Regions from separate parts of the Homo sapiens genome. Here region 1 is linked to region 2. Evidence: read pairs that join two places in POLR2A ChIA-PET (ENCODE). Cell type or tissue: endothelial cell of umbilical vein. All regions are shown on one strand. Each heading gives the region's core, and the rest is flanking DNA. Links, peaks and the distances in the headings are about the cores only.

Region 1 (10,510 bases), core at 1,266-9,265, 130 kb after region 2:
CTACCTCTCAATTGAGGTGCCTGGACATGATTTTTTTTTTTTTTTTTTTTTTTTGATACAGAGTTTTGCTCTGCCATCCAGGCTAGAGTGCAGTGGCATGATCTCGGCTCACGGCAACCTCCGCCTCCCAGGTTCAAGGGATTCTCCTGCCTCAGCCTCCCAAGTAGCTGGGATTACAGATGCGCACCACCACGCCCGGCTAATATTTGTATTTTTAGAAGAGTAGGGGTTTCACCATGTTGGCCAGGCTGGTCTCGAACTCCTGACCTCAGGTGATCCACCTGCCTCAGTCTCCCAAAGTGCTGGGATAACAGGCATTTGAGCCACTGCACCCAGCCATGGACATGATTCTTGATGATGAGTTCCAAGACTTCAAGCCTGAGCCTAATGCCATAATGGGTTGAGACATCAGGGGTCTTGGAAGGAAGGTGTTCAATGGTTTTTACATATGAAAGAGGGAACCAGAGGATGGACTGTAGTAGTTTTCAATTACAGCCCCAATGAACCATGACTCCCAGTATTCTTGCCCTTGTATAGTCCCTCCTAAATTAAATCCTACACTGTATCACTTTAATAAATTAAACAGAAAAACACTGTGCTAGTTGTAGGATTAAGTCTTAAGAAGAACTCCTAGCTTCTATATTTGCATTTTGGGAGGCACAGAGAGTGAAGGAAGCCCAGCTATTCCAGCCCATCCAAGCATCCAGATGGCTAACCCCAGTCACAATCTTACTACAACTGTAGGAGAGACCTTAGGCAAGGCTGAAGAATAACTACTTAGGTAATCCACAGAATCATGAAAGATAATAGAAAATGGTTTTAAATCACTACGTTTGGGGATAGTCTGTCATGCAACAATAGATGGCCAAAACAACGGGGATAGGCTACTCTGAATGTGCAGCATGGGGCACATGCCCACTTCTATGGCAAAGATATACAGCATAATGAATTTTTACATAGGTATATGCCCTGGTAACCACCACCAAGGGTATGACACATTTCCAACTCAAAAACCTACACGGTGTCACTTTGTTGCCTAGGGTGGTCTTGAACTCCTGGGCTCAAGTGATCCTCCCCCATCAGCCTTCCCAAAGTGTTGGGATTACAGGCATCGGCCACCACACCAGGCCTGTTCTCACTTCTTTCACTCAACATATTGTCTGGGAGATACATCTTTGTTGTTTTATCAGTAGTCCATCCTTTTTATTGCTGTATAAATATACCACAATTCTGCTGGTGGCATTTAGATTACTTTGTATTTGGGGCTTTAATGAGTAAAGCTGTTATGAGCCCTGTGATGGTTAATTTTATGTGTCAGGTTGACTAGGTGAATGGATGCCCAGAAAGCTGGTAAAACATTATTTCTAGGTGTGTCTGTGAGGGTGTTTTCCAAACAGATTAACATTTGAATCAGTTGACTGAGTAGAGAAGATCACCCTCACCTAATCTGATGATAGCACGAATAAAACAAAAAGGCAGAGGAAGGGCAAATTCCCTTTCTTCTTAAGCTGGGACATTCATCTTCTCTGGCCTTCAGTGAGACATCAGTGCTCCTGGATCTCTGGCCTTTAGACTCCAGGACTTAATACCAGGCATCCTCCTCCCCCTGGTTCTAGGGCTCCAGCCTTGGACTGAATTACACCACTGGATTTCCTAGTTCTCCAGCTGGCAGACAGCATATTATGAAACTTCTTGGTCTCCATAATCAATCATGTGAGCCAATTCCCATAATAAATCTTCTCTTATATATCTATATATATTCTATTGCTCTCTTTCTCCGGAGAGCCTTTGTGTGTATATGTATTCATTATTCCTGGATGAGTTCCTAAGAGTGGAATTGCTGGATTATAAGAATAGATGTATGTTAGTCTGGGTGCAGTGGTACACGCCTGTAATCCCAGCACTTTGAGAGGCCAAGGTGGGCAGATACTTGAGCTCAGAAGTTTGAGACCAGCCTGGGCAATATGACGAAACCCCATCTCTGCAAAAAATATAAAGGAAAAATTGGCCAGGCATGGGGGCATGTGCCAGTCATCTCAGCTACTCCGGAGGCTGAGGTGGGGGTATTGTTTGAGAGCTTGAGCCCTGGAGGTTGAGGCTGCAGTGAGCTGAGATCACTTAACTGCACTGCACTCCAGCCTGAGTGACAGAGTGAGACCCTGTCTCCAAAAAAAAAAAAAAAAAAAAAAAAAAAATTGATGTAGTATTAATTGCATTTCCTTGATAAGCAATGATTTTAAACACATTTTCATATGTTTATTGGCCATTTGGATATCCTCTTTTACAAAAGATCTGTTCAAGTCTTATGCATATTTTTATTTTATTTTATTTTTATTTATTTATTTAGAGATGGAGTCTTGCTCTGTTGCCCAGGCTGGAGTGCAGTGGCACAATCTCAGCTCACTGCAACCTCCGCCTCCTGGGTTCAAGCAATTTTCCTGCCTCAGCCTCCCAAGTAGCTGGGATTACAGGCGCCTGCCACCACACCCGGCTAATTTTTGTATTTTTAGTAGAGATGAGGTTTCACCATGTTGGCCAGGCTGGTCTCAAACTCCTGACCTCGTGATCCATCTGCCTCAGACTCCCAAAGTGCTGGGATTACAGGCGTGAGCCACCGCGCCCGGCTGCATATTTTTTATTTAAAAAATTTATTGTGGTAAAATACATATAACAAAAGTTACCACTTTACTATTTTAAAGTATGTAACTGTATTTATGCCTATTTTTAATTAAGTTATCTCTTTTTTCTTGTTTTTTTTAGCCATTTAAAAATATATACATATATTCAGGATATAAAATCTTTGTTGAATATATACACACCCACACACACAGAGAATGCAAATCTCTTCAGTCAGTGTGTACTCTATTGTCTTAATGCTGTCTTTGATGAAAATTAGTTCATAATTAACAAAGCCCAAATTAGCAGTATTTTCTGATTAGTGATATTTGTATCCTGTTTAAGAAGTCAGCCACCCCGAGGACATGAAGACATTCTCCTGTGTTTTCTTCTAGAAGTTTATTGTTTTCCTGTCACATTTAGGTCTGATTTACCTTCCTTTTTATTGGCGGGTAATAAGTGTTTGCAACTGAGTTGTTCTATCAGTGCATTTCCTGCCTGTAAAATTTTGGGGGTCTGACAACCTTTTTCATTTTGTCTCGTCTTTGCCCCTTTTGGTTTAAGCTGGTAGTGTTGCTTCAGGTATAAAATTCTCAAAATCTTTGTGGGATTCTCACATATGTCAAGGGAATCCATGTCATTAAGACAGGAGTGTTCTCTCAAAATTCTTTCTGGATAACCTTATCTCTGTTCCTGGCTTCTGCTTAGATGATTGATTGGATCCATGAGTTACATACCTAACCTTCCCAGCAAAAGTTTGTCTCTGCTCTGGGTAATCCCCAGAGCAAGCTATATCACTTTTTGTAATAGCCTGAGAATTTTCCAAATCATCAAAGCTCTGGTTGCTTTTAACCTAACAGCTCCTTACTCACTTTATCTCTTTCCTCTCATATTCTACTCTAAAAAGCAAGGAGAAACCAGATAACAAATCCTACACTTTACTTGGAAATTTCCTCAGCTAAATATCCAAGTTCATTGCTTAAAAGTTCTATTTTCCACCTCACAGTAGAATATAATTCAGCCAAGTTTTCTGCCACTTTATAACAAGGATAGCCTTCCCTCCAGTTTCTAATAACGTGTCCCCCATTTCCTTCTGAAACTTCACTGAAGGCACCTTTAACATTCATGTTTCTAGCAAATTCTGTTCATGATGATATACATATTCTCTAAGATAACAGCAGCTTTGTCTTTCATTTTCCTCATTTCCTTCTGAGCTCTCACAAAACCTAGGCTTTTCCCTATCATGGACCTTAAAATTCTTCCAGCCTTTGCTCATTACCCAGTTCCAAAGCCACTTCCACCATTAAGTATTTGTTACATCAGCACCTTACTTCCTGGCACCAAACTCTGTATAAGTTTCCTAGGACTGCCATAATAAATTACCATAAGGTGAGTGATTTAAAGCAACAGAAATTAATTCTCTCATAGTTGTGAAGGACAAGTATGAAATTGATGTGTTGGCAGGGCTACACTCCCTCTGATGGCTCTAGGGGAGAATCCTTCCTTGACTCATTCAGTTTCTGTGGCTCCTGGCATTCTTTTTTTAAAATTAAATTAAATTTAAATTTTACTTTTTCTGCCAACACCTTGATTTTAACTTATTTATTTATTGCCCCTGACATTCTTTTTTTTTTTTTTTTTTTTTTTTTTTTTTTTTTTTTTTTTTTTTTTTTTTTTTTTTGAGACAGAGTCTCACTCTGTCACCCAGGCTGGAGTGCAGTGGTAGGATCTCTGCTCACGGTAACCTCTGCTTTCTGGGTTCAAGCAATTCTCCTGTCTCAGCCTCCCGAGTAGCTGGGATTACAGGCACCTGCCACCACACCCGGCTAACTTTTGTATTTTTAGTAGAGACAGGGTTTCACCATGTTGGTCAGGCTGGTTTGGAACTCCTGACCTCAAATGATCCGCCTTCCTCAGCCTCCCAAAGTGCTGAGATTACAGGCGTGAGCCACTGTGTCTGCTTGGCCCCTGACATTCTTTAACTTGTGGAAGCATAACTCAAATCTCTGCCTTCATCTTCATATAGCCTTCTCTGTGTCTCAAATCTCTTTCTCCGTTCTTTTTTTTTTTTTTTTTTTTTTTTGAGATGGAGTCTCAATCTGTCACCCAGGCTGGAGTGCAGTGGCGCGATCTCCGCTCACTGCAAGCTCCGCCTCCCGGGTTCATGCCATTCTCCTGCCTCAGCCCCCGAGTAGCTGGGACTACAGGCGCCCGCCACAACGCCCAGCTAATTTTTTGTATTTTTTAGTAGAGATGGGGTTTCACCATGTTAGCCAGGATGGTCTAGATCTCCTGACCTCGTGATCCGCCCGCCTCGGCCTCCCAAAGTGCTGGGATTACAGGCGTGAGCCACTGCGCCCAGCCCTCTCCTTTCTCTTATAAGGACGCCAATCACTGGATTTAGGACCCATTCTAAATTCAAAATGATCTCATTTCAGGATCCTTAATTGCAACTACAAAGACCTTACTAACAAAAATGTCCACTGTATTAGTTTGCTAGGTGTGTCATAACAAAATGCCACAACTGAGTGGCTGAAATAACAGTTCTGGAGGCTGGAAGTCAAATCAAGATGTCAGCAGGATTGGTTTCTTTTAAGGACTAAGAGGAAGACTCTGCTAGGCCTATCCTCTATCTTCTGGTGTTTGCTCTGTTATATGTATATGTAATATGTATTTTACCACAATAAAAATTTTTTTAAATAAAACATATGTAGCCGGGTGCAGTGGCTCACGCCTGTAATCCCAGCACTTTGGGAGGCTGAGGCGGGTGGATCACGAGGTCAGAAGTTTGAGACCAGCCTGGCCAACATGGTGAAACCTCATCTCTACTAAAAATACCAAAATTAGCCGGGTGTGGTGGCGGGCACCTGTAATCCCAGCTACTTGGGAGGCTGAGGCAGGAAAACTGCTTGAACCCGGGAGGCGGAGGTTGCAGTGAGCTGAGATTGTGCCAGTGCACTCCAGCCTGGGCAACAGAGTAACACCAATCTTTGGTGTTCCTTGGCTTGTAGAAGTGTCATTCTGACCTCAACTTTCATGTTTATGTGGCATTCATCCTGTATGCATGCATCTGTGTCTAAATTCCCCCTTTTCATTTTTATTTTTTTAATTATTTATTTAGAGACAGAGTCTCACTCTGTCACCCAGGCTGGAGTGCAGTGGCATGATCTCAGCTCGCTGCAACCTCCGCGTCTCAGGTTCAAGCGATTCTCATGCTTCAGCCTCCTAAGTAGCTGGGACTACAGGCACAAACCATGATGCCTGGCTAATTTTTGTATTTTTTAGTAGAGACGGGATTTTGCCATGTTGGCCAGGCTGGTTTCAAACTCCTGACCTCAGGTGATCCACCCCCCTCGGCCTCCCAAAGTGTTGGGATTACAGGCATGAGCTGCCATGCCCGACCAAAGTTACCCCTTTTTATAAGGACATCAGTCATATTGGATTAGGGCCCACCCTGATTACTTCATCTTAACTAATTGCATCTTTAATGACCCAATTTCCAAATTAGGTCATATTCTAAGGTGCTAGCTGTTAGAACGTCAATATAAGAGTTCTTAGGGACACAGTTCAACCCATAACAGTTACATTCCTAGGAACCAGGAGTTAGGACATAGACATATCTTTCAGGGTGGTGGTGGGGAGACACAATTCTGCCCACTACAGCGTTTGTTTTTGCTTTTCAATATTTTAAATATTTCACTCCCCTCTCTTTTTGGTTGCACATGGCTGGTACCATTCCAGAAGGGAAGTTTATTTATTATATACAATGGATGCCTTAGCCATTTTACCCTTAATATTTCAATGTGTATTTCATAGAATAAGGATATTTTCTTACATAACTGCAAAAACAATAATATTCAGGGAATTCAACATTAATAAAATATTTTGTCTAATCTACCATCAATAGTCTAGTTTCCTCAATTGTCCCAATAATTTTTTTTCCCTTGAAAAGAATTCTGCTCTAGATCATATATTCATTTAGTTGTCATGTATCTTTTTAGTGTCTCTTTCAATCTAAAACAAGTCCTTAGCCTTTCTTGGCTTTCATGACATTGACATTTTTAAAAGAATACTGGCCAGTTGTTTTTTAATACTGTATGTCTGATTTTGGCTTTGTCTGATATTTACTCATGATTAAATTCAGGTTATACATTTCTAGTCAGAATACTACACAGTGTTATCCTCCCTCACAGGTGACAGTAGTTTTGATCACTCAGGCAAAGTATTGTTTGTTTCTGTATATATAGTTACTATATGCCCCCTGGCAACTGGCAGGAGGCACTTTAAGACAGCAGTCCCCAACTTTTTTGGCAACAGGGACCAGTTTCATGTAAAGCAATTTTTCCACAGACAGGAGATTGGGGGTGTAGGAGATGGGGAGATGGTTTCAGGATGAAACTGTTCCACTTCAAATCATCAGGCTTTAGATTCTCATAAGGAGCACACAACCTACATACCTCAGATGCACAGTTCACAATAGGGTTTGAGTTCCCGTGAGTTCCCGCCACTGATCTGACAGGAGGCAGAGCTCAGGCGGTAATGCTCGCTCAGCTGCTGCTCACCTCCTGCTGTGTGACCTATTTCTAACATGCCACGGACCAGTACTGGTCTGTGACCAGGGGACTGGGGACCCCTGCTTTAAGATCATGCAAATCTTGTTCCTCATCAAACCTCTCCTCAATCCTGACCCCAGAGTTATACCCATTAATGATTCTTGTCCAATCAATCTTTACTATGATGATTGCAAAATGATTCTCTAATTTGACTGTTTATTCCACATTTATTAATCAGCATCCTAGCATATGGAAAAGTTTTCCTTTTCACCAATTTATCTATCATCAGTATGGACTCATGAGTTCCTATTTTTTCAATGGTTCAATATTGTCCTTATTTATTTTGATGCCAAATAGTCCTAGATTTGGCCACTAGGGGCCTCTTCAAGCTAGCTTCTGTGTTCTTTCAACATGTCTTTATCATTTTTTTAAACACTTCCTTGCTTTCTGTTAACATTACGATGTTCCAGGATAATCATACCTTTTCTTCCCCAGCCCTGGAGACCAGCCATTTCTCCAGAAATCCCCGATTCCTTTTAGTAGGAAATGGTATTAGAAAACAAAATATGAGTTCCAGACATACTGATTACTTATCAGGATAAGTCTGAGTCTACATCTGTGCTGTCCAGTTTGGTAGCAATTACCCATGTGTGGCTACTTAAATTAAAATAAAAACAAAATAAATTAAATATTCAGGATGGGCACAGTAGCTCACACCTGTAATCCCAGCACTTTGGGAGGCTAAGGCAGGAGGATCACTTGAGCCCAGGAGTTCAAGACCAGCCTGGGCAACATAGCGAGATGTCTAAAAAAAAAAATGGAAAAGAAAAAAAAAACTCAGTTCCTCAATTACATAAGCCATGTTTCATGTGCTCAATAGCTACATGTGTCTAGGAGCTACCATATTGGACAGTATAGATTTATAGAGCATTTGAATCATTACAGAAAGTTCTATGGTTCTCAAGACTTTCCATAAAGAAAAAAAAGAAAGTTCTATGGGATATGGAATATCACTATTCTAGACCACTGCAGTAGGCAAATCTAGGAAACACACAAACACACACACACACACACACACACACACACACAGTTCCAATTCTCTATTGCCTTTTAAATATTTTCCTATGTTCCACTTCGTTAATTCTTTAACACATTAAACAATTATTTACTGAGCACATTCTATCAGACAGGTACTCTTCAAGGCCCTGCAGATCTGGAAATAAAAAGATACAGCCCCTATTCTCTGAAAACATAACACACTTTTTTCTGAAAAGTCAGAAAAGAAATGATTATAAAATAGTATAATAAATTCCAGCTCAGCAAGGTTAAAACAGGGTGCTATAACAATATATATACCATTCTGGGCATGTCAAGGAAGGCTTCCTGAGAGAAATGACATTTAAATTAAGTTTAGAAAGGTAAATAATTATTGGGGTGACAATATGGGAGATAAGCTGAGGGTAACAGAATTTGCTATTCTCCATCACTTTTTTCATCTTTGTTCCAATTATTCACTTAAAATCCTTTCTTTCTCTTCACCATAACCTTCAAAACTCTGCTTGTCTTTCAAAACCCATCTTTTCTATATATTTCCTAATACCTCTAACCTTATAAACCCTGAAATATACTGTCTTTACTGACTTCTGGCTCACAAAAGGTTTGGTTTATTTTTGTTGCTATAAATGTTTATAAAAAGAACATGGGCTTTGGAATCAGATTTACTGCCTCAGCCTCCCTAGTGGATGGGATTACAGGCACCGCCACCACGCTGGGCAAATTTTTGTATTTTTCACGCTGGGCTAATTTTTGTATTTTTAGTAGAGATGGGGTTTCGCCATGTTGGCCAGGCCAGTCTCGAACTCTTGACCTCAAGTGATCCCTCTGCCTTGGCCTCCCAAAGTACTGGGATTACAGGAATAAGCCACCGTGCCGGGCAGGAAAAGTCTTTCAATGAAAGCTAATTTGTCAGAATCCACATTCCTATTTATAACTGGACCCTGATAAAAGAGCTTAAAATTGTTTCCTAATAAAACAAAGCATCTTTATTTTAATAAACATATTTAAATAGATAACGTAATGATAATCAGAAACAATATTAAATAGTAGTATCAATAATTTCTTTCCTTTGATATATTAAGAAATCTAACGTTAATTGTCAGGGGGAAGCATATCCAGCAAGAACTAGAGATAACTTATTTTGCTTTTCATCACAGCTGGTTTAGAAGTACACTAAAGGAAGTATACCCATTATTTTGTTCACACATGAAAAATATGTTTTACAAAATGAATGTTTCTAATGAAGTATACTTAATTTGTAAAAATTGTAAGCATGAGCATCTAAAACTGTATTGCTTATGTTCTAGAAGAAGGAAAAGGAGCACTCAACAAGATTAATAAATATCAAACCTAAAAAGGAAAGCAACGTTACTTCTTCCAAAATAACTGACAGCTGTGCAGATTTTCTTCTTCTGAGCAAACATTTATGGACAAATATGTAGTACATTTGTGTTACCCTCTTATCTTTGACAGTACATTTTAAAAATCATCTTGACATTTCATTTTCTCTCAAATTAGTTTAGGCATAATAGATCTTTAAAAAAACTGGGGATGTGAGAAGTTTCAGAGTACACTGCTTGCAATGTTTAAAAAATTACTAAAGCCCACTTTAGTATTATTAATATCTACTATATCATTTTTAAACTATATTTGTAAGTTTTCTACATGTAATTATTCAAAATAAGTGTTATGCTAAATAACAATCTACATCTTCTCATGCATGAAATATGCTGATGGTGAATCTTTGATCATGTTTTCTTCCCAAAGGCAGCCTTACCTGTGGAGTCCAATAAAAAGTAGGGCTCAATCTGTACAGTTTTCGTTTGTGGAAACTCTGAAGTGGCCTTGTTCGGGCTGATGTACTCATGAAAGTCAAGGATGAAGATTTCAGTCTTGTCCTGTCTTTTCTCTTTTTCTTACTGTGCTTCTGGTTAAGTAACCAGCTACTGGAGGAAGACAGCTCATCTAAATTCTCTGATGCACTGAAATGCCATGAAATAATTAGGGCGTGGGAAGGGAATAAAACAAAACAAAACAAACAAAAAAGACAAAGAAAACTAAATGTAAATTGCCTTGATCTATTATGACAGAAAAGTATTAATTTTAACCAATTTTGTGGTAACAATTGGTAAAATATTTTGTATTAACGGGAAATTACATATTCAAGTTGTGAAAACCATCTTTACATCTATTTTCTCCTGCAAAACAAATATACCATAAGTTAGAAAATGCTCATGAGTTTACTAGTGTAATGTAATTGCTCATTGTAAAACAATAATTCATGT
Region 2 (10,510 bases), core at 1,740-9,739:
ATAATGTAAGGTTTGTCACAACAAACCTCATGACACACATTTACCTATGTAACAAACCTACACGTGTACCCCTGAATTTAGAAACAAAAAAAAAGAAGACACACAAAAATTTTGAAGTTCATCAACTTAGCCAAGCAGTGTGCTCTTAGGTTTGAGACTATTAGACATAATCCAAGCTGCAAATAGTGCTTGGACAAACTTCTTATACAGATGAATTTTAGATGGCCCAAGTACCTAGCTACCAAGTGACATGATGCCTGGGTGGGGGGAGGGGGGAATGATCTGCTTTTTTCTTAAGAATTCGCCATTTTAATGATATATAAAAATGTACAGCAGCCTGTGTGGTCAGTTTTCCAGTTATGCCCTCTCCTGGTAACATTGAAAGTGTTAGAGAAGCATCTGAACAGAGAATATGAAGGCACAGAAGAAGGTCGAGTTTAAAACAAGAAAAGCTAAGGAAATGAGAATGTGAGCTCGGGATTATTGTAGCTTTGTGAACTCTTCTTATACTGACTTCTAGGTAGGATTAATCATGTACTTTGTGCGGACCCCCTGCGAGTGGGGGATGGATGCCATTTCAGCCACCCTGACATTCCTGTGGGAGGTGGTGGGTTACGTGGAGGGCCTCTTCTTCAAGGATCTCAAGCAGACGATGAAGAAGGAGCAGTGTGAGGTGAAGCTCCTGGTGACCGCTTCAATGCCAGGTAAGCCACTACTACTTTTTAGTAACATAACTTTAAAAAAAAATTATAAATAGCCCTTTGAAAGACTAAGAGTCTCTTTCATTCATGAGAAAATTTTCAGAGTTCTAACCCCCAGTATTGAGTGCTTCAAAGAATTTTTGTTTAATATAATCAGAGGAAATACAATAGACCCTTTAAAAAGTCAGCGGTTGCCAGCTGAAAAGGGAGACTCAGAACTGAGATCCGCATGAATCAGTCCTTGAAGGGCTGCCAAGGTTGAAGATTTATTTAAGTCTATTGCAGAGAGCCAGCTGAACTGAAAGCTTGTTTGAGTGAATTTTTGGCAGTGCAAGAATAATATTGTTTGTATGGCATGGACTCCAGTCTTTTGTAAACTCCATGAGTGAGGGCTTTATGAAAAATTGGAAAAGGGGAAAGCAGGAAGAAGGAGCATTACAAAAGAACATGAAGCGTGATGTAAACTCAAGATACGGTTCCTTTTCACTTCGGATAGCTTGTTTTGCCTTAAGACAAAGATTTGGACAATTCTTTATCCTTGTGCAGTGACTAAGAAAATTTGAGATGATACATGTATTGAAATAGAAGTGAAAGACAGAATTATGTAGAGATGAGAACACAGGTTCTCGCAGCAAAAAAGCCTGTGTTTAAATCATAGCACTGTCATTTATTAGTCACATAACTAGTATTAACTGTGAAGAAGTACATTATTTCTCAAAGCTTTCTTTCTTTGTGTATAAAATAGGGATATAATTCATACTTCACAATTGTGAGGAATAAATGAGTTGAGATATGTGAAATACTTGCTGCCATACCTGGCTCATGATAAGCATTCGATGAATGGGAATTGTGTATGTATAGGTTCTGTAGATTATCCAAAAAAAGTGATCAGTTTTTATTACAGCAAAGAAACTCCTATTTTTAACATACTTAAAAACAACTCACTAAAAATTGAGGTATATCATAATGTTCACAAAGATTTGTAATTAATGAATGAAGTAGAATAAATATTGTCTCCATCAGCCAAGAAGAATACAGAAAATGTAGCTTTCAGCTACATTTCAAGTACATGTTTTGGTTTTGCTAATATCCCTGTTTATATTTTCTTAACTTTTATTGCCTGGTCACCTCATCTAGAAAACAGGGATGTACTACTTGTTGAAATGCTTGAGGTTTGAATTCTAACTCTTCCACTAAATAAATATGTCTCTTAAGTTATTCCATTTCTCTTTTTCCTCATTTGTAAGATAAAAAATCATAACACCCACATCATGGGGTGGCTATGAGATTTAAATACAATTATGCATGTAAAAGACAGGTAGAAGTATTGAGAACTTGGCCTAGCGCGGTGGCTCACTCCTGTAATCTCCGCACTTTGGGAGGCCGAGGCAGGTGGATTGCTTGAGGTCAGGAGTTTGAGACCAGCTTGGACAACATGGCGAAACCTCGTCTCTACTAAAAATAAAAATTTTTTAAAAGTATTGGGAACTCCATACCTATCACTTTTAATAAGTGAATATATTTAAAATATATGTATATTAATCTTAAATTTCCAGGTTAAAAATAAATAAAATATATATGTAACTATGAATTAAGAATTGTAATTAACAGTAAAAACATCAGCTTATTGATAATATTTTAATATTTTATGCTTTAAAATACAAATTTTCTATAGTAAAAGTCAGTTTGTTATTATTTTTATCATCTGTAGGTACTAAAACCTTGGTAGTTCATGGACAGAATGAGTGCGATATCCCAACCCAGTTACCAGTCCATGAAGACACTCAATTTGAAGCCCTGTTGAAGGTAGGAATGACTTTTAACAGAAACAATTTTTAAGGACAATGCTATGGCCACCTCACTGAAGATCCATTTTAGAATAAAATGGCATTTTTCTGTCTTTAAATGGATGTATGCATTTCTTTACTCTTCTAAAATCTGCCCCACTATTATTTCCTTATGCTATTTCCTTCCATAATTTTCCCCACTTCTACTGACTTTAGTCAGTAAACTTTTAGTAATCTGATTTTCAGGAACATAGTTCTGGGCCCAGATGTAAGTAGAAGAGACCTTTGGAAAAAAAATCAACTTTTCCAAACTCGTGCATCTTATTTCAGTAGAAAGGGACATTACTACTCCTTTTGTCCTCATTCAGACATCTCCAGAGAATTTCTAAGGCCCAACTTCAACAAATACTCCATTTTTATACTCACGATGAATGGTAGGATAGCAGGAAGGCAAACAGAGTATATTCAAACGCTGCCTTCACCACAACCAGTGTGACCTAAATCAAGTGATAAGACTTCTCTAGTCTCAGTTTCATTTTCAACAGTACTGAGATACTAGTTCAGGTTATACAAGTTATCTATGCCTAGTATATAGTATATAATGTGCACAGTGCATGATAGTTTATATTATTCTTAAGTGTTTCTCAAACATGCTTTCTTCCTGATGCTGAGACCAGTAGGTGCCACTGTTCCTCCACAGTCCATCACTCAGTCTGAATTATAATTGTACATCTTTGGGCACTATGAGATCAGATGGTCCATATCACATTATCAGTCTTTATCGTACCATTCTTTGGATAGCTCTGTGTGGGTATATATGCAGCCATGGTATGTGTGTATATATATGTGTATATATATATGTGTGTGTGTATGTGTATACACATATACACACACACATATCTAACGTATACAGTTTACATAAGACATCAATATATACAGATAATTCTCGTAAGAGGTTACCTTGTTTTTTCAAAATTTGTATCTGTCACCTTACTACCTAGCACATAATATCTTCCTGATAAACATTTATTAAAATTTGTTGCTATTGTTCTAGGAGTGTCTGGAGTTTTTTAATATCCCAGAATCCCAGTCAACACATTATTTTCTTATGGATAAACGATGGAACCTTATCCACTACAATAAGGTGAGACACCAGTAGTGACATCCCCGTTGAGTTGTGCCAAAGGCTTATCATGCCTACCTGAGGGTGGCTCACAGTCAGGGAGGCATCGCTGTTTAGAAGGTAATAGTATGGCCACCTGGGTCACACCATCTTACTATCAATGGGGCTTTTGACTGGCGACTTCACCTTTCTACCCTTTGGTTTTCTTGTGTGTAAAATGAAGGTAATGATAATGGTATCCATGCTAGAGCAGTTGTAATAGTTAAATGAGATAAGCTAGATAAGACACTTAGGTATTGATCATTATTACATGAAAAATTACGTTGCCCGTATAATACCTGTGTGTGTCTATTTGGAATTTGAATGCTGTTTTGCATCTCTTTTCTACCATGTTAAACAAGACCATGCTGATCTGATCTAATGAGCAGAAGGGCCTCAGGATGCTCGCTGACATCACTTTACAGTGATCTTCCAGAGTGTTGTTTAGTACATTGCCTTTAGCTGCTTTTCTCCTGGCATAGCATCCTAGTGCTTAGATCTTTGGGTAAAGAAGAAATGAGAAAAGATGTTTAATCTTTTGAACTCTTTTTTTTGTCTCTTTATGTAATCCACACAGACCTATGTTCGAGATATTTATCCTTTCCGGAGGTCAGTATCTCCCCAGCTGAATCTTGTACATATGCATCCAGAGAAGGGACAGGAGCTCATTCAGAAACAGGTGACAGACCACGTCAGTTTTATTCCATGGTTTTGTCATGTTGTTGGAGTAGATATCTGTTCATACTTTGCCAACTTTGAGATTTTATGATTCCATTTTGACCCTCTCTGGAGACAGTAGTTGGCCCTCACTCAACAAATTATTCCCCTAAATAGTGTAAGATTTACAAATTGGATCATTGCTTAAAGGTAGTAAGAAACACTCACTTGGAGTAGTGTAATGATGAATTATTGAGTATAAATAATAGAAATCTCCTAATTATTTACCTATTATTTTCTATATGTAGATTTTCATTTCACATTTCTGTAAAATTGGATTGGAAATACACATAATGTAGCTATGTAAATTATCCCAGTGGTTTACACTAGCTGGCTACACAGTAAAAGGGGTCACTCTAGTATGCTTGAAAAAAAAAGCATTAAACTAAAGTTCAAAGATTTGGACTTCATCCCAGTTCTGCCTCTGACCAGGGATCTGACCTTGGGCATGTTATTAATTTCTCTTGAAACAGGAAGAGATATAGTCTAGCAGCTGTACTTAGGTTTAAGGTTGAAGAACAGAATAATATTCACATTTAATCTCAAATCAAACTTTGAGCTTAAGGAAAGTCACTATTCTGCATGCAAAATATAGCTTTAGTACACAATTCTAAAAATGATACAATTTTAATATTGCATATTTATTACATTCATTTTTAAATAAAATCTTTAAAGAATTTCAGGATACTTGATCATTTCAATTTTCTGTACATATCAAGGATAATAATTTGCCTTCAAAATATCCAAAAATATCTTCATGAAATGGGTGAGCATCGCATAGAATTAGACCACTTAAGTAATTAAAAATATAGCTACAATTAACTACCGACATTCTATTTAAAAGAAAGAAAATACTAAATGTGTTGCAAGGTGTGAGATGTTGGGCAAAACTATTAGATCTTAAATATAAACAATTCCTAAAACAATTCTCCTCAAATTACCCCAGCCCATGATTTTGGGGTAAGATAATTGAAACCCTAATCAATAATGGTGCTTGCCTAGTCTCTGTCTCTCTCTCTCTCTCTCTCTCTCTCTCTCTCTCTGTGTGTGTGTGTGTGTGTGTGTGTGTCTATTCATCATGTTTAAGAACAAGTTTTCAAAGAATGCCATCAAATGGAGTTCTTGCTCTGATGTACACTTCAAGTTAGAGCCTTAAGACTTCTAAGTTCCTCAGGGAGATTATAACATGGAGGCCTATGAGTCTGGCTCAGAAGTTTCCTCAGTAGCTACTCACTGCATATAAACTTCCTAATCATCAAGAGAAAAGGACCTAAGAACCAAGAGCCCCATGTGTATGCCCTCTAAACTCAGAGCACCAATCAAGGACCTATGAGCTTCTGTCCCAAGATAGGGTTTTCCTGGATCTCACATCAGTCTTTGTTTTTTTAAAGACAAACCCGGAACTCCCAGGAAACAGCTTCAGGCATTGGTGGCAATGGAACTGACTGACTCACTGACCCTGTTAGTGAAGGTCTTCCATATTATAGCATCCAAACAAATGGGCTCTATTTAATATTGAACTAATCTTGACAATGCTTGCCTTATGCTCCTCTCCAGCCTAAAACTCCATAAGGAACATTTCCTTCTGTAAAGCAGGCAGAAGGAAGTAAGAGGCAATTGAGAATTGTTTGCTCTTGCTTGTGGTAAAGGATAAAAACACATGTCTCCCTCATTTCACTTTTTCCCCTTTTCCGACTTTATCAACCCAGTTTGCCATTAAAGGTTTTCCTTTAGTTTTTTCAGTCTATAAATCTGGAGTTTCTAATACTCCTTTTTGTCTGCTCCTGCTTTTGTTTTCTCCAGGTGTTCACCCGAAAGCTGGAAGAAGTAGGGCGGGTGTTGTTTCTCATCTCCCTAACCCAGAAGATCCCCACAGCCCACAAACAGTCCCACGTCTCCATGCTTCAGGAAGACCTCCTCCGCCTGCCCTCATTCCCTCGTAGTGCTATTGATGCTGAGTTTTCACTCTTCAGTGATCCTCAAGGTATCAAACAAAGAAACATTGCCTCTCTGGGGCTTTTTCTAACACACTTGTTGTTTTTTTTTAAAATTTTATTATTATTATACTTTAAGTTTTAGGGTACATGTGCTCAACGTGCAGGTTTGTTACATATGTATACATGTGCCATGTTGGTGTGCTGCACCCATTAACTCGTCATTTAGCATTAGGTATATCTCCTAAACGCACTTGTTTTGTTCTCAAATGGAGAGCATCTGAATCAGCAGACAGTGCTGTAAAACCAGTGCTTCTCAGACCTGAGTGTGCACAAGAGACCCCTGAAGGACTTGTTGAAACACAGATTGCGGGGCCCCACGCTCCACCTCCGGGTTTCAGGATGGGGCTCAAGAGTTTGCATTTCTATTAAGTTCTCAGGTGATGCTGATGCTGCTATCCCAAGCACCACATTTTGAGAACCACTGCTCTAAGCTAGTCATCAGCAGTTGAAGCGTGGGTAGGATGGTGTTGTTAGGGTATGAGAATACTTGACTAAACAAAGACCGGGTATTTGTGTGAAGTTCAAAAAGAGGCAAAATTCATCTAGAATGACAGAAATCAGAATGGTGGTTGCCTCTGGATTTGGAGGGAATGAATTTCCTGGAAAGGGGCAGAAGGGTGATGAAAATGGTCTGTATATTGATGGAATGTTGTCTACATGAGTGCATAGTGCATATTTTTGTCAAAATTCAATGAACTCTAAAGATCTGTGCATTTTACTCTAAATAATACCTCAATTGAGAGAAAGAGAGACACAGAAGGAGACCCACTTTGGAGCCTCGCTCTGTTACTCAGTTATTAATTTGAGACAATTTACTTAAATTAGCATCTCTATGTTTTATCGCCCTCATCCAGAAGCTTCAGACAGGCTGGGCAAGGTGACTCATGCCTGTAATCCCAGGCCTTTGGGAGGCCCAGGGAGGCAGATCACTTGAGGTCAGGAGTTTGAGACTACCCTGGCCAACATGGCGAAACCCTGTCTCTACTAAAAATACAAAAAAAATTAGCTGGGCATGGTGGCGGGTGCCTGTAATCCCAGCTACTCAGGGGTCTGAAGCATGAGAATCACATGAACCCAGGAGATGGAGGTTGCAGTGAGCCGAGATTGCGCCATTGCACTCCAGACAGAACGACAGAGCGAGACTCCATCTCAAAAAAACAAAAAACAAAAAACAAAACGCTTCAGCTTCAGCAGTAGATAGAGCTCTAGCCTCTGACCATTAATTAAAAGACCAAGCAGTAGTCCCATCCCTGCTATTTTCTAGCTGAAATAATTTATTTTTCTCCAACAGATGTTTATTTAGCAGTAAAACACTGCCAATGCCTGCTCTGCCTTACCCACAGTTAGTTAAAGAGGTGATGATGAAAGTTCATGGAGAAAAGGAAGTGCTGTATCAAGGCCAGTAATATTGTGCTGGAAAACATTTCAGCAGTAGATCTTCACATCCTGGAGCTGGAACAAACGGAGAACAGCAGCGCCTTGGGTTTGATCACCTCTCATGCTGACAGGATTGGTGTGGGGCTAATTCTGTCTCTGCTGTTTCATGTTCTCACAGCTGGAAAGGAACTGTTTGGCCTCGACACTCTTCAGAAAAGCTTGTGGATCCAGCTGCTGGAGGAAATGTTCCTGGGCATGCCGAGCGAGTTTCCATGGGGAGACGAAATCATGCTTTTCCTCAACGTTTTTAACGGGGCTCTGATCCTCCACCCGGAAGACAGTGCCCTGCTCAGGCAGTATGCTGCCACCGTCATCAACACCGCGGTGCACTTCAACCACCTCTTCTCTCTCAGCGGCTACCAGTGGATTCTCCCCACCATGCTGCAGGTGCCCAGAACCTCCTCTCCCAACCAGAAAATTAACATGAGTACTGCTCATATCTAGCCGTTCAACTAGATCTATACTGAAACTTTTTAATGATGGTGTTATCATCTTCTTTTGTGACAACAGAAGGCAACAAATGAAATCCCCCCATAAATTTGCAAGAGTTCACAATGTTCCTTTCTACTCTGAGAGCCCCAGACTTGGGATATGCTTTCCCATTTCGTCTAGGACAGTGGTTCTTAAGTTGTAGTCCCTGGGCCAGCAGCATCAGCATCAACTGGAAACTTGTTGGAAATGTACATTCTGGTCAGGTGTGGTGGCTCACGCCTGTAATGCCAGCACTTTGGGAGGCCAAGGTGGGAGAATCTCTTGAAGTGAGGAGCTTAAGACTAGCTTGGGGAACACAGCAAGACCACATCTCTAAAACAAAAAAAAGTTTTAAAGAAAGAGAAATGCACATTCTTGGAGCCCATCCAGGTCTACTGAATCAGAAACTCAGGGATCAGGGCCCAGTAGTTTGTGTTTTTAACAAGACCTTCAAATGGTTTTGATGCCCTAGAACAGGAATCCTCTACCTCCGGGCCAGGGACCAGTACTGGTCTGTGGCCTGTAAGGAACCCCCACCCCTAGATTTTCATAGGAGCTGGAACCCTATTGTGAACTGTGCATGCAAGGGATCTAGGTTCCATGCTCCTGAATCTAATGCCTGATGATCTGAGGTGGAACAGTTTCATTCCGAAACCATCCCCCGCACTCACCCTGGTCCATGAAAAAATTGTCTTCCATGAAACCAGTCCCTGATGCCAAAAAGGTTGGGGACCACTGCCCTAGAAAGTTTGAGAACTTCTGTTCTTGAGTCACATGTATGGCAAGTGTTTAGCTGATGTTTCTCCCGAGAGATTCCCTGACCTCTAACTGAATAGAGATTTTCATTCCCAGTAAATGTGGTGTGTTGGGATTGGAGAAGGTAATTTAGCAGGAACAATTTTTATTTACTCGTGTCTAATGTATAGCTGGCTACATTTAGGAGTACTAAATAAAATCAGGCAGGGCCCAGGGGCTCATCCTAGTTCTCTATTTTTGAGGAAGTTTTGATAAAAATTATGATCACAACACATACAAAGTTAAGTTTGCTCAACCTATGGGGGCAAGAAAGTTACTATCACAGGACTCTCTTCCTCATTTTTAGATAGTTGCAATTTTCTCTATTTTTTTAGTAAGTATTTTTTTTTTACTGATTACCAAAAGCGATTATGTTCATTACAAAATTCAAAAGATGGAGAAAGTTTAAAGAAAAGATAAGGCTCACTTAAAATCCTTTCTCCCAGGTAATCATTGTTTATACTTACAAATCCTGGCACTCTTTCCTACACACACACACACACACACACACACACTCCAGAATTATATATTTTCAAGTTTGTAACCTAGTTTTTTCATATAACACTAAGAATATCATAGGCATTTTATATAGCTATATTTAGCCTTACAGCATTTTTAAAATTACTGCACAGCATTCTATGATTTGTATATACCATAATTCACTTAACCAAGATATATTTATGAATAATTTGTCTCATATTTTCCACTGTTATAGCCAGTCTTGCAGCAGGCCTTCTTATGTATGCATGTTTATACATGTGTCTAGTCCTTTCCTTGAGATAAATTCCTAGTCACAAACTTCCTGGAAAGAAAGTATGTTTAGATTTTCAGCATTTTGAGGTGTGTTACTAAATTTATCTAGAGAAAGTTTATGCCATTTTACATTCCTCTCTACCAGTTTACAAAGTTAGCCATTTCCCTCCAAGCTTCCCATGACCATGAGTTTTAAAAGCGAGTACAACTTTGATACTTCATTAAGGCATTTTTTGAATATCTGGCATTTTTCCATAGGTGTACTCCGACTATGAAAGCAATCCCCAGCTGCGTCAAGCCATCGAATTTGCCTGTCACCAGTTCTATATTCTACACCGGAAGCCCTTTGTGCTCCAGCTGTTTGCTAGTGTGGCCCCTCTCCTGGAATTTCCTGTAAGTAAGCTCTGTGGGAAAAAAAAATGAAGACCAACAAAATGAGAAAAGCAAAGGTTATTTATTAGAGCTTACTATGGCAAGGGAGTTGGCTACCATCACTTGTGTTTTGGCAGAGATGCAAAGGCAGGCAGAGGAGTCGAAAAACTGTATAGTGAAAAAAGGAGAAGCTTCAGGTATGTCCTGATTGGAGCTATTGGCCTGGGGAAGCTGCAGGTGAACTAACTAGTAGTTGGGCATCTTATATGATGGGTTAGGGGTGTATATTGGGCTTTCTCTGGTTGGTCCTAAGTTGGA

The links. ChIA-PET counts read pairs that join two places held together with the same protein. Peaks named below come from ENCODE experiments on the same cell type or tissue, not always from the same donor. Only the 100,000 strongest peaks of a DNase experiment are listed, where the experiment ranks them.
Region 1: POLR2A ChIA-PET joins it to region 2 with 9 read pairs; 2 of 35 experiments call an interaction of 5 or more read pairs at or near these places.

What each region holds. Positions count from the first base shown.
Region 1 is chr2:210,065,550-210,076,059 of GRCh38, forward strand. KANSL1L (KAT8 regulatory NSL complex subunit 1 like) reads right to left here. Exons shown (of 15, transcript NM_152519.4): 6 at 10,003-10,207. Among named protein-coding and RNA genes, the nearest start is that of KANSL1L-AS1, 41 kb to the left of the region's middle. In endothelial cell of umbilical vein, for the core only: a CTCF peak has its summit at 7,530 (motif pointing right); a DNase peak (open chromatin) is centred at 7,652.
Region 2 is chr2:209,933,302-209,943,811 of GRCh38, forward strand. UNC80 (unc-80 subunit of NALCN channel complex) reads left to right here. Exons shown (of 65, transcript NM_001371986.1): 39 at 521-704; 40 at 2,413-2,507; 41 at 3,543-3,632; 42 at 4,228-4,329; 43 at 6,171-6,351; 44 at 7,920-8,188; 45 at 10,079-10,213. Among named protein-coding and RNA genes, the nearest start is that of RPE, 64 kb to the right of the region's middle. In endothelial cell of umbilical vein, for the core only: no CTCF peak of the experiment used is centred there; a DNase peak (open chromatin) is centred at 4,790.